2 separate regions of the Homo sapiens genome follow, and region 1 is linked to region 2. Evidence: read pairs that join two places in POLR2A ChIA-PET (ENCODE). Cell type or tissue: PC-9. All regions are shown on one strand. Links, peaks and the distances in the headings refer to the core of each region. The heading gives the core; the rest is flanking DNA. Region 1 overlaps CR1 (complement C3b/C4b receptor 1 (Knops blood group)). Region 2 has its middle 11 kb from the start of CD46.

What was found. ChIA-PET counts read pairs that join two places held together with the same protein. Peaks named below come from ENCODE experiments on the same cell type or tissue, not always from the same donor. Only the 100,000 strongest peaks of a DNase experiment are listed, where the experiment ranks them.
Region 1: POLR2A ChIA-PET joins it to region 2 with 6 read pairs; 3 of 35 experiments call an interaction of 5 or more read pairs at or near these places.

Annotation. Positions count from the first base shown.
Region 1 is chr1:207,638,233-207,643,614 of GRCh38, forward strand. It overlaps CR1 (complement C3b/C4b receptor 1 (Knops blood group)), which reads left to right. Exons shown (of 47, transcript NM_000651.6): 47 at 1,165-3,533. The coding sequence ends at 1,177. Among named protein-coding and RNA genes, the nearest start is that of CR1L, 4.2 kb to the right of the region's middle. In PC-9, for the core only: no CTCF peak of the experiment used is centred there; no DNase peak of the experiment used is centred there; H3K27me3 peaks cover 181 bases.
Region 2 is chr1:207,738,300-207,743,681 of GRCh38, forward strand. No RefSeq gene overlaps it. Among named protein-coding and RNA genes, the nearest start is that of CD46, 11 kb to the right of the region's middle. In PC-9, for the core only: no CTCF peak of the experiment used is centred there; a DNase peak (open chromatin) is centred at 2,092; H3K27ac peaks cover 1,639 bases.

The sequences.
Region 1 (5,382 bases), core at 206-5,205, 100 kb before region 2:
TTTGGAAAGCTTTACTACAGTATCCTGGTCCATTGTCAGTTTTGATCTTTTTCTGGAACTCCCATTACAGCAAAACAAGATAATAAATGTTTTTTAACATGGGAAGTACTGTCTCGATTATCTGGCCCTAAACAATGTAAAATCACAGTACTTTGATACACTTCTGAGGCTGTGCCTACGCTGACAAGCCCTGTAACAGCCTTTAGTTTAGGCCAATTTTTGGCCACTGATTTAAAGCAATGATAGAGACATCTGCTCCAGTGTCTACTAACCCTTCAAACTGTTTTCCTTGAATAATGGCCTTACACGCAGGTCTGTTCTCTGAGACCCGACTTGCCCAATATGCAGCCTTTCCTGTTGGATCAGTGCTTCCAAACCCTCCTGTTCTTTTTATCTCACTATTTCCAACCTTAATATAAGGCAGGAGTAATAATTGCGCAATCCTGTCTCCTGGACTGGCACTCCAAGGAATTGAAGAGCTAATAACCAATTGAATTTCGCCATTATAGTCTGAATCAACCACATCAGTACGAATTTGAACTCCCTTCAGACTTAGACTTGATCTACCTAAGATTAGTCCTACAGTCCCCTCAGGCAGTGGGCCATATACCCCTGTGGAGATTTTTTGTGGGGGCTCCCCTGGAAGCAGAGAGACTGCCTTTATAGTACATAAATCCACAGCTGCACTGCCGCTTGTGGCGGGGGACAATTGTTGTACTGTGGTAACTGGCTCATTCCCTGAGGCACTTGGGACAGTGGGGGTTGTTGTCCCTGAAAACCCTGAGGAACAAAGGGCTGAATTGGGAATGCCCCAGTTTGTTGCGGGGCCTGAGGCTGGCCCCTTTGCTCATTTTCCCGACAATGGTTGCCCATTTCTATCAAATTTAGAATGACATTGACTAGCCCAGTGTTTTCCTTGTTTACATCTTGGACATAAGTCAGGTGGCTCTTTTTTATTTGAGACTGGGCAATTCTTTTTTAGATGACCAATTTGATCACAATTATAACATTTCCCTCCAAATGTTCTAACTTGTCCTCCTAAAGCAACTCCTGTTATTGTGGAATAAAGTTTAGAAAATATCCAAAGCTTATCAGCCTGTAAATTCTGGGTAGTTCAGTTGTCTACCATGCTGTTAATTAAATGAAAACATCCTGTTATTTCAGGGTCCTTCCTTGACAAAGTACTATACAGCTGAAGAACATCTCGAATACAATTTTGGTGGGAAAGGAGCCAATTGATTTCAACAGAATCAGATCTGAGCTTCATAAAGTCTTTGAAGTGACTTCACAGAGACGCAGACATGTGCACTTGAAGATGCTGCCCCTTCCCTGGTACCTAGCAAAGCTCCTGCCTCTTTGTGTGCGTCACTGTGAAACCCCCACCCTTCTGCCTCGTGCTAAACGCACACAGTATCTAGTCAGGGGAAAAGACTGCATTTAGGAGATAGAAAATAGTTTGGATTACTTAAAGGAATAAGGTGTTGCCTGGAATTTCTGGTTTGTAAGGTGGTCACTGTTCTTTTTTAAAATATTTGTAATATGGAATGGGCTCAGTAAGAAGAGCTTGGAAAATGCAGAAAGTTATGAAAAATAAGTCACTTATAATTATGCTACCTACTGATAACCACTCCTAATATTTTGATTCATTTTCTGCCTATCTTCTTTCACATATGTGTTTTTTTACATACGTACTTTTCCCCCTTAGTTTGTTTCCTTTTATTTTATAGAGCAGAACCCTAGTCTTTTAAACAGTTTAGAGTGAAATATATGCTATATCAGTTTTTACTTTCTCTAGGGAGAAAAATTAATTTACTAGAAAGGCATGAAATGATCATGGGAAGAGTGGTTAAGACTACTGAAGAGAAATATTTGGAAAATAAGATTTCGATATCTTCTTTTTTTTTGAGATGGAGTCTGGCTCTGTCTCCCAGGCTGGAGTGCAGTGGCGTAATCTCGGCTCACTGCAAGCTCCGCCTCCCGGGTTGACACCATTTTCCTGCCTCAGCCTCCTGAGTAGTTGGGATTACCAGTAGATGGGACTACAGGCACCTGCCAACACGCCCGGCTAATTTTTTTGTATTTTTAGTAGAGACGGGGTTTCACCATGTTAGCCAGGATGGTCTGGATCTCCTGACCTCGTGATCCACCTGCCTCGGCCTCCCAAAGTGCTGCGATTACAGGCATGAGCCACCGCGCCTGGCCGCTTTCGATATTTTCTAAACTTTAATTCAAAAGCACTTTGTGCTGTGTTCTATATAAAAAACATAATAAAAATTGAAATGAAAGAATAATTGTTATTATAAAAGTACTAGCTTACTTTTGTATGGATTCAGAATATACTAAATTAACTTTTTAAAACACAACTTTTAAAAAATGTATCAAAATAATAAACGTGTTCTGATATTTTTAAAATAAGTGACCTTGTGTTCTTTAACCAGTCCACATCTTTAGAGAACAAAAATGTGTTATGATATTATGGGCCATGCTAATGACCTCTAGAAAACATCAGAATATTTCTGGATATTTAATAATAGCTTTATATATGACTAATGCTCATTTCTATGTAATTCTGTTTAATAGTTGCTTTAAAGGTGAATTTTGCCACATTTACTTTGACAGCAGTATAAGGAGTGAGATAGACATGAACCTGAATTTCAATTTAAAATCATGGAAGAGAGGGAAAAAAAACCAGCTTAAGAAAAATCAACTGATAAACTGCAAGAAAAAAATGCAACTTACATCACAAAAGCTAATTGCTTTATTATTTAGAGAGTACTTAAAAATTAAAGACCAAACTTCTCTCCACCCAACAAAAATGGGCAAAGGACATACAGCTAGGTCACCAAGAAAGAAGGGCAAATAGGTGGTGAGTATATGTAAAGATACTTGATAGGACTTTTGCTTAGTTGAATCTTTAGCAAATCTCTTTTATTTCTTGGGATTTTGAAGAAGTAATTTTTAAAGGAGGACTAGAAACTAAGTGATTGGGAATTGGCCTTTTTAGAATTAAAATTTCCCATTACAAGAAAAAAAAATCCTGTGTTCTTTTTTTTTTCCAGAATGGAGTAGGTCAGTGAGCAATGTGATTAATAAATATTTCAATGTCTGTGACTTTTGATTTATTTTGGAGACAGGGTCTTGCTCTGTTACCCAGGCTGGAGTGCAGTGGTGCTATCTAGGCTTACTGCAACCTCACCTGTCACTTTTTAATTGCAAGAAAGCTGAAAGGTTTTTTTCTATTATATCAGTTATAATGATAAATACTGTATATACTAACTATGAGTAAAATACTATATTGCCTAACTTGTATTATTAAGCAATTCTGCTAACCTGTGACCTTACATTTTCATCTGAAAAGCAGGGGCTGGACACCAATTGCCCTATGAAGCTATTGCTAGTCCTAACATTCTTTGTTTTGTTTGCTTTTTTGGCACACTTAAGTGTGTACTATGAAGTTTATGATGCTTTAATGAAATTTTCTGTCTCTACCATTGTAATGAGAAAGGAATAAAATACTTTATTTTGCAAATCTACTTATGGAATATAGTTCTGTACCTGATTGTTTTCATAATCCCTGTGTTGATGTGTAATGCCACAGACATGCTCTTGATAGTAACAGGAAAGAAAATCAGACACAGCTAAACATAAAGGTCAGTTGGCTGGCAGGTGCTTAGCAGGTGTAAATAGAGGCCCATTCATGCTGCTCCACTTGCTCCTGAAAAGCATAATGTAAATACAGTATACTAATTAGGAGGCAAAGAACCATCTAACATGGTTCTTTTTTTTTTTTTTTTTTTTTTTTGAGATAAAGTCTTGCTCTGTCACCAGGCTGGAGTGCAGTGGCGCAATCTTGACTCACTGCAACCTCCGCCTCCCAGGTTCAAGCAATTCCCCTGCCTCAGCCTCCTGAGTAGCTGGGACTACAGGTGTGCGCCACCACGCCCAGCTAATTTTTTGTATTTTAGTACAGACGGGGTTTCACCATGTTGGCCAGGATGGTCTAGATCTCCTGACCTCGTGATCTGCCCACCTCGGCCTCCCAAAGTGCTGGGATTACAGGCATGAGCCACCGCGCCCAGCCCTAACATCAAATTTTAAAAGAGTTGGCCACAGTTTAATGACATCCCTGCACACCAGCCTCCACCCATACTGCCCTTCATAAGCCCCTTAAAGGAGATCCCATAGTTCTAAACCGGGTCCACAAACACAGATATCCTCATTCTCTCCTTTTCTTCTCTTTGGCAGTTTGACAAAATCTTTAGGGGGAATTGGAGGAAACATTAATTTCCTAAATCAACTTCATTCAAAGCTTTGGCTTCAAGTTCTACCCGTTAAGGCCTCAGGAAGTTCATTGTCGACATTGAACTCAGTCACTAAAATGACCTCAAGGCTAAGGGATAGACCACAGCTCCACTTCACAAGTAAGCTTGCAACACCTGATTTAGGAAAGTTTGCTGTGCAGACAGTTGTAGCTCATCCATTTTACAGACCGATCTCGATTTGTTTCCTAGGGTCTAAAATTATTTAAATCAAAATCTCTCAGAAATTTCTGGACATTTAATAAATTCATGCTGGAGGAGAACTGGCAGAGATATGTTAAATGCACTTGACCACAAGAACCATTTATTTCATCCAATATTTACCAGCTATTCATTGTACACTTACTACAGATTTTGGCACTGGAGATATTATAAGAAAGCTCTAACCCTGACTTATGGAACTTATCCCAAAAAATAGGAAACAAGGCTCAGAACCATTCAAATGAAGCTTCAGTTAACTCAAATAAAAATTAGTTTTATAAATTTAATGTGAAAGTCTTCGAGTATATTAAGAATGGCTTGATTAACCCCAGGGATGGAAATTTTACTGATTGAAAGAAAGTTTCAATAAAATACCGATCTTTGAATCTAATCTGACACCTGAAACTAGGAAATCAAACACTAGCCATATTTTTTCTTCTATTCTTTATAATAATTTTTCTCATGAGAAAAAGGTATCTTTCTTCCAAGCCTGAAAATAAATGGAGAATTTTTAATATCTATTGATGTGGAGAAAAATAAATAGACTATCTGCTTTCACAAATAAGTGCTGGCATTGAGCCACAGAACATGTCTGTCATATTGCTCTTTCACACCATACATTAACAGGAATAATAATTTCTCCTCATTGAGTTTCCTATTTACTATCCCCTTAATTATACCTCCTTTAATTACTGTCATAGAGTGTCTGAATTTTATAATCCAAGATACTAAGATGTTTATTTGATATACCACCAGACTCAATGTCTTGTATTCTATGCCAAAAATTTGAAAATGTTTGGGAAGAGGAAATTCCGTGGTTTGGTGAACCCAGAAAGTCTTCAGTACATCTCAGTTATAGAAC
Region 2 (5,382 bases), core at 121-5,120:
TAATTTATATGGAATGCTAGCATCATGATTATCAGCTTGTAAATTCTGGGTAATTCAATTGTGGACCATGCTGTTAATTAAATGAAAACATCCTGTTATTTTAGGGACCTTCCTTGACAAAGTACTATACAGCTGAAGAACATCTCGAATACAATTTTGGTTGGAAAGGAGCCAATTGATTTCAACAGAATCAGATCTGAGCTTCATAAAGTCTTTGAAGTGACTTCACAGAGACGCAGACATGTGCACTTGAAGATGCTGCCCCTTCCCCGGTACCTAGCAAAGCTCCTCCCTCTTTGTGTGCGTCACTGTGAAACCCCCACCCTTCTGCCTTGTGCTAAACGTACACAGTATCTAGTCAGGGGAAAAGACTGCATTTAGGAGATAGAAAATAGTTTGGATTACTTAAAGGAATAAGGTGTTGCCTGGAATTTCTGGTTTGTAAGGTGGTCATTGTTCTTTTTTAAAATATTTGTAATATGGAATGGGCTCAGTAAGGAGAGCTTGGAAAATGCAGAAAGTTATGAAAAATAAGTCACTTATAATTATGCTACCACTGATAACCACTCCTAATATTTTGATTCATTTTCTGCCTATCTTCTTTCACATATGTGTTTTTTCACATACGTACTTTTCCCCCCTTAGTTTCCTTTTATTTTATAGAGCAGAACCCTAGTCTTTTAAAGAGTTTAGAGTGAAATATATACTATATCAGTTTTTACTTTCTCTAGGGAGAAAAATTAATTTACTAGAAAGGCATGAAGTGATCATGGGAAGAGCGGTTAAGACTACTCAAGAGAAATATTTGGAAAATAAGCTTTCAATATTTTCTTTCTTTCTTTCTGTTTGAGACGGATTCTTGCTCTGTCGCCCAGGCTGGAGTGCAGTGGCATGATCTCGGCAACCTCCACCTCCCGGGTTCAGGTGATTCTCCTGCCTCAGCCTCCCAAGTAGCTGGAACTACAGGCACCCGCCACCATGCCCAGCTAACTTTTTGCATTTTTAGTAGAGATGGGGTTTCACCATATTAGCCAGTATGGTCTCAATCTCCTGACCTCATGATCCGCCCGCGTCAGCCTCCCAAAGTGCTGGGATTACAGGCGTGAGCCACCGTGCCTGGCCAGCTTTGGATATTTTCTAAGCTTTATTTCAAAAGCTCTCTGTGCTATGTTCTCTATAAAAAACATAATGAAATTTGAAATGATTGTTATTATAAAAGTAAGTAGCTTTTTATGAATTCAGAATATACGAACTTTTAAAAGCACTTTTAAAATATTTATCAAAATAATAAACATGTTCTGACATTTTTAAAATAAGTGACCTTGTGTTCTTTAACCAGTCTACATCTTTAGAGATCAAAAATTTATGTTATTATGGGCTATGCGAATGACCTCTAAAAAACATCAGAATATTTCTGGCTATTTAATAATAGCTTTATATATGACTACTGCTCATTTCTGTGTAATTCTGTTTAATAGTTGCTTTAAAGGTGAATTCGGCTACATTTACTTTGAGAACGATATAAAGAGATAGACATGAACTTGAATTTCAGTTTAAAATCATGCAAGATAGGAAAAAAAAACCATAAGAAAAATCAACTGATAAACTGCAAGAAAAAAAACATGCAACTTATACCACAAAGGGTAATTGCTTTATTATTTAGAGAGTACTTAAAAATTCAAAGACCAAACTTCTCTCCACCCCACAAAAATAGATAAAGGACATACAGGTAGGTCACCAAGAAAGAAGGGCAAGTAGCCAGTGAATATATATAGAGATACTTGATAGGACTTTTGCTTAGCTGGATCTTTAGCAAATCTCTTTTATTTCTTGGGATTTTGAAGAAGTAACTTTTAAAAGAGGACTTAAAACTAAATGCTTGGGAATTGGCCTTTTTTAGAATGAAAATTTCCCAACACAAGAAAAAAAATCCTGGGTTCTTTATTTTCCAGAATGGAGTAGGTCACTGAGCAATATGATTAATAAATATGCAATGCCTCTGACTTCTGTTTTGTTTTGTTTTGGAGACAGGGTCTTGCCCTGGGGCTGGAGTGCAGTGGTGCAATCTAGGCTCACTGCAACCTCACCTGTGACTTTTTAATTGCAAGAAAGCCAAAAGGTTTGTTTTCGATTACATCATTTATAATGGGAAATACTGTATATACTATGAGTAAAATACTATATTGCCTAACTTGTATTATTAAACAATTCTGCTGACCTTTGACCTTACATTTACATCTGAAAAGCAGTGTGATAGGAGTTATTAAGAAATTATTTTAGGCAGATAGAGACGAAAAGGGGTCCTTGGAACGTTTTTGTTTCTTTTAAAGCAGCTCCAGAAATGTTTCTTGTCTAGCAGGAAGGCCCTGGCTCTTAGAGCTGGGCCAGCAACCTTTAACAAGCAAATGCCAGCCATTAGAAACTGGGTCCACCCAACATGGTGATTTCCACCGTTTTCCTCTTGCCTTAGCCCTGACGTGTGCCTGACAACATGGCTGCCCCCACATATCTCACCACGTGTAGAACATCTTGGTGTCCTGCATTTGCATATTAAAAGCTAGGGTGGGAAGGCCAGTTTTTCAGTCTATGTGAATGACATCCCTGGTCAAACCAATCCCCTGAGCCCTATGCAAATCAGACACCACCTCCTCCAGCCTCTACATATATTTGGCTATTTTCCATCCCATGTGGGGGGTCTCCTCTCTTGGCTTTGGAGCCCCCCTCCCTCTGTCTCTGTAAAGGGGAGCTTCTTCCTTCTTTCTTGCCTATTAAACTCTCTGCTCCTTAAAACCACCCCATGTGTGTCCGTGTCATTTTTCCCAATTCAATATGAGACGAAGAACCAACAGGTTCCTCTGTTACTGGGGGTCCTTGCTTCCAGAGCTCCCAAGATGGTGGCGAGCCACTTCCAAAATGGCGGCAAGCTTCGTGTTCTCTGACCTGGGGTTCTTGGCCTCATGGATTCCAATGAATGGAATCTTCGGCCATGTGGTGAGTGTTATACCTCTATTAGAAGCCGTGGGTCCTGGAAGAGAACCGTGGAACCCAGTGACTAGTATTCAGCTCGGTTAGGATGAACCCAGGCACTTAGCCGTGCAGGAACAATGGCAAGCCTTTAGCCCGATTGGAAGTGGCAGTAGGTGCCTCTCTGGATCAGGAGCACAGCGGACACCCTGCCGGATCCGGAGGAATGGAAGTCAGCGGTGGGTCTGCGACGGCGGCAAACAGCAGTGGTGGACGGTGAGCGAAAGCTCAGCTCAAGCCGTAACAAACACAGACCAGAAGAGTGCAGCGGCAAGATTTAATAGAGTGAAATAGAGTGAAAACAGAGCTCCCACACAAAGGGAGGGGACCCAAAGGGGGTTGTCGTTGCCGGCTTGAATGCCTGGGTTTATATCCGATCACTGTCCCTCCTGCTGTGCTCTCAGGCAACAGATGATTGGCTATTTCTTTACCTCCTGTTGTTGCCTAATTAGCATTTTAGTGAGCTCTCCTTACTATCTGATTGGTCAAGCGTGAGCTAAGTTCCAAGCCCGTGTTTAAAGGTGAAAGTGGTCACCTTCCCAGCTAGGCTTAGGGATTCTTAGTTGGCCTAGGAAATCCAGCTAGTCCTGTCTCTCACCTCCACTCCTCAGAGCTGTATCATTTTGGTGCATGGGCCAGCAAAAGAAATTCATTCATCAGACTGGTGAGTATGGAGTGGATCTCAACTTTAAATCTGTCCTTTAATCTCAAGGCTCTCTTCCAGCTACCCTGTCGCCAAACTTTCTCTATCTGCGGTCTCTTACCCTCTCTGTGTGTGTCTAATGTGCAGGAATCTTTACAGTTCAGGGAAACAGTTCTGTTAGAAAAGATCACGAATCATGGCAGGCAGTAATTCAATAAATGTCTCTTACTCTCTACGGTTTCTGTGGCAAGCACATGGTATTTCTAAGCCACCTAGTGAAAATAAAAATCCTCTTTATGAGACACATTGCTGGTTCTCTGTGGTAACTTGCAGCTTCGCAACTTTTTCATTTTGCACTTTTCTACTGATACTTCTGTGGACGGGAAAGCTCTGCTTTTAACAGTTAGGAGTAAGATGTCTTTTGTAGCCAAATTTTAGTCTCGATATTGTCGCACTGGCAGAAAAACGAACATTCAGTTCCTTCATTTCTTTAAGGCATGTATTCTGTCTCCTATTAAGATGGTACTTAATTAGTGAGGGAATTTTAAGTCCAGAAATTAACCGGAACCATTTTTCTATGGGTAAATGCTTTAGCACGGGCTATAATAGCAGGATATAGAGTTCAATCTAGCACACCCCCTCCCTTACAGGGACCTTGCCCAATTATGTGATTTTTCTTGAGATCCATTTAGGAAGGAACACAGGCCACACCAGTCTAGAACGTCAAAGGGAAATAAAAGGTAGAGGACTAAGACTGCTTGGGGACGGCATGCCTAAGGTCCAAAAGTTTAGTTCCTCTAGTGCCATGGCTTGGGGGGTCACGCCTGCAGTCATGGGTGGCACATTTAAACGAGTGCTGGGAATCCAGGAACCCCAGAGGGAATATAGTTGGGGGGACGCCCTCTACTGTTTTTCTCTCCATCCTGGATCACATACCGAAAGGAAGGAGACTAAAAGGATGCTTTTATTCTCACTTCTCTTTCTAGTTGGGTAACAAATCATCTTTTAACATGCACTCCCCTGGAGTGTATTTTAAAGCACTGGGACTCTTTCAACCCAGAAACTTTGAAGTAAAAGTGGCCTATTTTCTTTTGCACAAGGGCATGGCCTTTTTACTTCCCCAAAATTAAAGAAGCAAGTTCCAGGGGAACCATCTGAGGATCCCCCTTATTTGGGGGCCCTTCACGTTCCCTTCTCATTGCAGGGCCTCAGACAAGTAAAAGGAGTCTTAGGCTGATTTTCTGACAACACTGATAGGTAGATAGAAGCTTTCCAAAATTTAACTCAGGTATTTGACCTCTCATGGAGGAATGTTATGCTCCTCCTAAGCCAAACTCTAACTACAGCTAAAACAGGAAGCTCTGCAAGCAGAAGAGAATTTTGGAGATGAGCAATATGTCTCCTGTAGTAGGCCAAAAGGGAAAAGAGAAAACAGGGAAGGCAAAGAAATAGGGGAAACACCATTGGCAACCCTAATTGGAACTCCTTTCTAAAGTGTTTTTACTTCTTTTGTGGTTTAAAATGGATTCTCTCTCTTTTATAATGTTCTTCCAACCTAGGAAAGGTTAATTTTCCAAACCTTAAAATGCTTGGCTTAGAGTTGAGCTAGGGGGAAGGGAACCCAGAAGCCTGATATGTTGGCAAAAGGGTAAAAATTTCTTACTAGTCAGGCTTTTGGCTTCTCTCTCCCTGTGCAAACCAGTAAACGGGATAAT